Linked DNA regions of Mus musculus: region 1 is linked to region 2. The links are chromatin contacts, found by Hi-C or POLR2A ChIA-PET in ENCODE. All regions are on one chromosome and are shown on one strand. Each heading gives the region's core, a stretch centred on a gene start or an enhancer-like site at or near the end of the contact. The rest is flanking DNA. Distances are from core to core; before and after follow the strand shown.

Region 1 (2,700 bases), core at 99-2,598, 34 kb after region 2:
CTCGAGGCTCAGACAAAGCATCACCAGTAGTCAGTCCACTGTCTCTCTTTGGAATGCGAGTGTCCTGCCTGGTTTGGGCAAGCTGAGCCTCAATAGCTGTTCCTGTCTCTCAGTATTTGGGGGTGGGGCACTGCAATAGGGAAGACTTCCTTCTAGGAGATCTTTGAGCCACCCTGCAAATGGATTCTGTATTCCCCAAGCTCTGCAGACCACCGGGAGGGGCTGGCTGTACAAGTCAAAGCTTGTTCACTGTCACAGTAAGGCCACTCAGGATCTGGCCCACAGCGACCTTTCTTTGTCCCTCCACATAGCTGTTGCTAGAAATTCCCATTAAAATTTTTTTTCCTTCTTAGAATTCTAATAGGGTATTATGTTACATAAATTTAAGCCCCAAGAGAACATGCTGTTTCAAAAAGATAGCAGTGTACATATCAGGAACCCAAGAGCCTCAAGAGTGACTGGAACAAGAAACAGGGAAACTGTCAGAAGTTCTCTGGAGTCTGGGGGTCACTGTGAGCTCTTGCAGACAGGCTCCCAAGGCGTGTTCACATCTGGCCAGCTTAGCTGGCCATGCCTGGCTTGACCAGCTTCCTCTCTCAAGGGCCTGGAAGAAGTGAAGAAACAAATCACAAATCAACAGTCAATAACAAGCGGCTGATTAGCGAGCTTGGCTCCATCTCTGGTCCAGTTTGCTAAAGGGGAGAGAGAGGGGGAGTGGGTGGGGCTGGTTTTGAATTAAGGGAATAAGGGCTGGGGAAAATGTCTCACTTGGTAAGGTGCTTTCCATAAAAGCATGAAGACCCGGGTTCAATTAATAAACTAACAATCTAGGCACGGTATTTCATGCTTGTAATCCCAGTGCTGAAGAGGCAGAGACAGAGAGACTCCTGGAGTCTGCCTGCTGCCTGGTCAGTCTAACCTGCTTGGCAAGCTCCAGGCCAATGAGAGTCTATCTCAAAAAACCAAGGTGGACAGTGCTTGACAAACAACTGAGGGTGTCCCTTGGCCTCTACCCGAGAACAAATGGCATGCACAGGAACGTGAAGGCAATGGAGTCGGGGCACAGACATCCACATTCCTCTAGAAAGGTCTGCTTTCACATAGCAGAGTTGCTGCTATGCTTTATCGTTCCCATGGTAACACCTACCCCTCTGTTTTAAGAGAGACTAGCTGTTGGTCCATAGCACTTGGATTCCTCTTGGGATCTTGGGCGCTGGTTACTTCTGGAAACCCCTCAGAGCCCCAGTAGTTGCAGGAAGAGATACGAGCTCTGCATAGCCTTGCCCAGGACAGCCACGCACCCTCCAGCCAAGTGCAGAGGGTGCCAACTCCACTTCCACACCATGGAGGGGTGCCAGGCAATTCACAGGTCGTCTCTGCAACAGTAACAGTCATAAATACTCAGCTATGAGATGTGCTCTCTTGGCCCTGGGAGGCTTAAATGGGCCTCTTTATTTCCCAGCCTTCCTGCTAAAGCGGGGAGCAGAGCAGAGCTGGGAGGAAGGACATTCCAGAAATGCCACAGAGCCCTCAGTGAGCCTGCTAGAGGAAGCACTTTAGAGAGAGGGAGCTGCAGGAAGGGGCCCAGGCCCCAGGGCCAGTGGCTGCCAGGGTGAGGGGAGGGCCTGGCCTTGCCTTCAGAGAAACCCCTGGGGCCAGGGTAGGGCTAGCTTCTCATCCAGGCCAGTTTTCCACTACGTCACATCGCCTTTGGTTCAAATTGGTGGAATGTTACCACAATATGGCATCTGAGTGAACTCCAAAGATGTCGTGTTGGTCAAAGATCCCTGGGGGAAGTGGCCCGGATTAACTTTAAACCAAATCATTTTCAAACAGTCTCCACCCAGGTCCTGCTTGTTTACTTAGTGGGGGAAATCCGCCTTCTTCGGGCCTGCAGCTGTTGAGTCCACTGGGGGCACAGTGATACAAAAGGAAAGAGAAAGCACTCTGCAAGCAGTGGGTTCCTCCTGACCAACTGACATCTTTTTGTTTTCAAATGGTGGAGCTGGAGGTGGAACCCAGAGCCCCAAGTAAACTATCTGAGTCCTCTCCTTCCAGAAGCATTCCCGGTCTTGAATGGAGGGCTGGGTTAGCTATCACTGGCCACACACAGAGCCTATGCTATTCATCCTGGGGTGATAGCTCCTTGGTAAAGTGCTTGCTTTACAATCATGAGGCCCAGAACCCACATTTAAAAATAAAAGCCACACTTGGGGGTTTATCCTTGTAATCCAGCACTGGGGAGATGGAGAGTCAGCCTGACTGGGGAGCTCTAGACCAAAGAGAGACTCTGCCTCAAAAAAGATAGGTAGACAGTCCCGAGGAATGACAACAGAGATTGCCTGCTATCCTCCACATCTACCTGTATATAAATCCACATGTGTGTATATAAACACACACACACACACACACACACACACACACACACACACACACACACACACAAGCATACAAAGGAATCATAGGTAAGCAAGATAGCTCAGTGAGCAAAGGTGTCATCCACCAAGCCTGACAGCCTGAGTTCAATCGCTGGGCCCCATATGGTAGGAGGAGAACACCAACTCCAGAAAGTTGTTCTCTAAACTTCATGTGCATTTAGATAGATAGATAAGATAAGATAAGATAAGATAAGAACAGAAACGTCATACAACTTTGTTTTATGTTTTGTGGTGCTGGGATCAAGCCACTGGACAATACACT
Region 2 (2,722 bases), core at 155-2,654:
ACCCACCGGTCCTCTGTAGAAAGGAGGAGGCCGGGCTCTGGAGGGTGAACAAGGTGTTGCCCAGGGCTTCGTGGCTGAGGAAGACTGGGCCACAGTGTGCACTCCCAAGCAGGCAGTGTAATCCACAAGCCCACACTCATGCCCTTGGAAAACTGACCTCTAGTCAGGTTGGAGTTATAACCCCTTAGAGGGAGTCTTAATTTTCCGACAAGTGCTTCATGAGCGGGGATGGATATGATCTCTAACTGGGATGCCTGTGCCACCCAGCCCACTCCTCTGACCACTTTTCCATCCTTTAACCAGTACTGTGGGTACAGGTTAGGTACGGTGAGGACAGGTGACAAGAAGAGATGTATCAATGGTCTTAGGAACCCCCAACCATAAATTTATCTTTGTTACCAACAATTTATAACATAATGTTGCTGCTGATAGGTGTCTCAGTTCCTAAGACCGTCAGAAATCTGTGTTTCCCATGGTTGAGACCCAGAGTTGACCACCACTGACTGACAGCTTGACTTCAGGAGTCTGGAATGCTCATGTATTAGCATTAATTCTGAACAAGAGCACTTGATTTGACATGTTTTGAGTGAATCACAGAAAGTAATATGCCACAGCTCAGAGGCAGGCAGCTCATTGGTAGAGCACTTGTCTCATATATATGAGGTCTTAGGTTCGATCCCTGAGACCACAAAGAAAGACTGCCACCAAGAACGTACAAAGTCATCATTAATGCTTGAAATATGGTATTTTTATGGATTAATATTTAACAGCATCTCAGAAGGTAGGATTCTCAGGACCTTGTGAAAATATACTATAATACAGTTTTGTTTTTTAAAAGTTAAAGCAAGGAGGGATGGAATGGGGGGGGTCAGTTACAAAGGTGAGACCAGGAAGGGGACATTTGAAATGTAAATAAATAAACCAAAAAGAAAAAAATGTTAAAGTAATTGGGGCAAAGGCTAAAGAAGGACAGAAATTAACATGAGGGGGTGAGGGGTGAGCCCCAGAGGGCATTCTGTGCATATGTCATTCATTGCAGTTTGGTCTAAAAATAACCAACACCACCACTTTTTTATGGGAAACATCCTCTCTTTGTCATCGATGGACCCTCTTGTCCCTTTTGCACTTGATCCTTTCTGGCCAGCATTAGGAAAGGTTAGTGATACTGTTCTTTGTCTGCAGGGAGGGGAGGTAGGGGTTATTTTTGTGTTTTGTTTTCCTCTGAGAAGCTACCTAACACAGCAGCTGGGATAATGAACAGTCACTTGAGCTTTTTAAAACAAATGACCATGAGGAACAGTTGAGGATTCATTTGTCAAGCCGAGTTGGAACGTCTTCTGTGGGCAAGCTCATGTTTCCAATTTGGGACGCGTAGCAATCAGCTGCGGAGCGTCTCATATCCGCTTGACGTCAGCACTGAGCCCTGTGGTATCTTTAGTAGCTCACTGTGCACAGTGACACCAAGGAATGAGCTGTCTCCTGGAAAACAGCTTGTTTGACATATGTTTATGCAGCTACAACTTGGCAGTGATATCAGAACTCTCTTCTAGAAATTTCTATCACCGCTACACACAATGGACAAATCTGAAAGAGAGAGTTTCTGTTTCCTAATGGCCCTCCCTTTCCTGTGAGGATCATGAGCTACACCCTCATGTAACCGCAACCTGGGCTATACAAACATTGACAGCATTCCTTCCATCAGCATCAAATAGATGAGCTGAACATATAGAAGGAAAAATAAAATGCCCCAGTGCAGAGCCGAATTCTGTTTTACACAAAATGTCCGTAGTTTTCATTTTGTCTTGCTGTACAAATGAAAACATCAAATACACCAGGCACAAAATGTTAAAATCAATACTATTTTGCTTTTAGTGAATTTGGGGTCTATGTGTATTACAGAGATTATATATGTATATATGTGTATATATATATATATAGTGTGTGTAGTGTGTGTATGTGTGTATGTATATACACATATATAGAGATCTTATACACATACATGTAAACATATGTACATATATTGTGTGTTGTATGTGTATGTATGTGTTTTTGTATATATATGCACATATAGAGAGATTTTACATATATGTGCATATATATATACATATATTGTGTGGTGTGTGTGTGCTCAAGTGCACAAGTGTGTGAAGCAGTTACATGAGTGCAAAAGCACGTATGTGGGCATTCTCTTGAAACTGCAGGAGGACCTCAAGTATCCACTGATTGGGGCTGTAAGGTGCAGGTATGAGATCTAGCTTGCAAGCTTCCAGGATCCGCTCTTGCTGTCCCCACCTCCTTGGCACTGGGATCACAAGTGGATTGTACCTGCCTTTTGCACGGGTGTTGGGGATTGAACTCAACTCCTTACACTCATGTTGCAAGCACTTCATCTACTGAGCTATTCCCCAACTCACCATTTTTTAAAAATCCATTTTATGGGACTGCAGGGATAGCCCTGTATTGTACTTGCTTTGTGTCTCATTACCTCTGTTCCTTAAGCTCTGGGGAGATAAGGTCTCAGTCTGCCTTGGTCTCTTGGCCTTATCTAGAAAGCCTAAAATTACTTCTATCTAGAAGTGTAGAGACTGTACCACATCACCATGTCTATCACGATATTGAGTGGATGAATGAATGCATTAACAAACTAGTGTATAAAACTCAGGGCAAGCCAGGCCAGTAAGATGGCTCACCAGTTAAAGCTGTTTGTTGCCAAGCCTAACAA

The links. Hi-C counts contacts between places; a loop is a spot of excess contacts on that map. ChIA-PET counts read pairs that join two places held with the same protein, here RNA polymerase II (POLR2A).
Region 1: a loop to region 2 is called in a map of heart, with 3 times the contacts of the local background. The contact joins two enhancer-like sites. A Hi-C loop is called at or near these places in 5 of 37 maps with a recorded cell type or tissue (ES-E14, adrenal gland and heart). POLR2A ChIA-PET finds 5 or more read pairs at or near these places in 1 of 5 experiments (Patski).

Annotation. Positions count from the first base shown.
Region 1 is chr12:16,869,099-16,871,798 of GRCm38, forward strand. No RefSeq gene overlaps it. Among named protein-coding and RNA genes, the nearest start is that of Gm36495, 20 kb to the left of the region's middle. Within about 2 kb of position 1,349, at least 2 of the 3 ENCODE cell types and tissues checked have a DNase peak (open chromatin) inside an H3K27ac peak, as active enhancers do; they include heart, where a contact is called at or near this core.
Region 2 is chr12:16,834,984-16,837,705 of GRCm38, forward strand. No RefSeq gene overlaps it. Among named protein-coding and RNA genes, the nearest start is that of Gm36495, 15 kb to the right of the region's middle. Within about 2 kb of position 1,405, at least 3 of the 3 ENCODE cell types and tissues checked have a DNase peak (open chromatin) inside an H3K27ac peak, as active enhancers do; they include heart, where a contact is called at or near this core.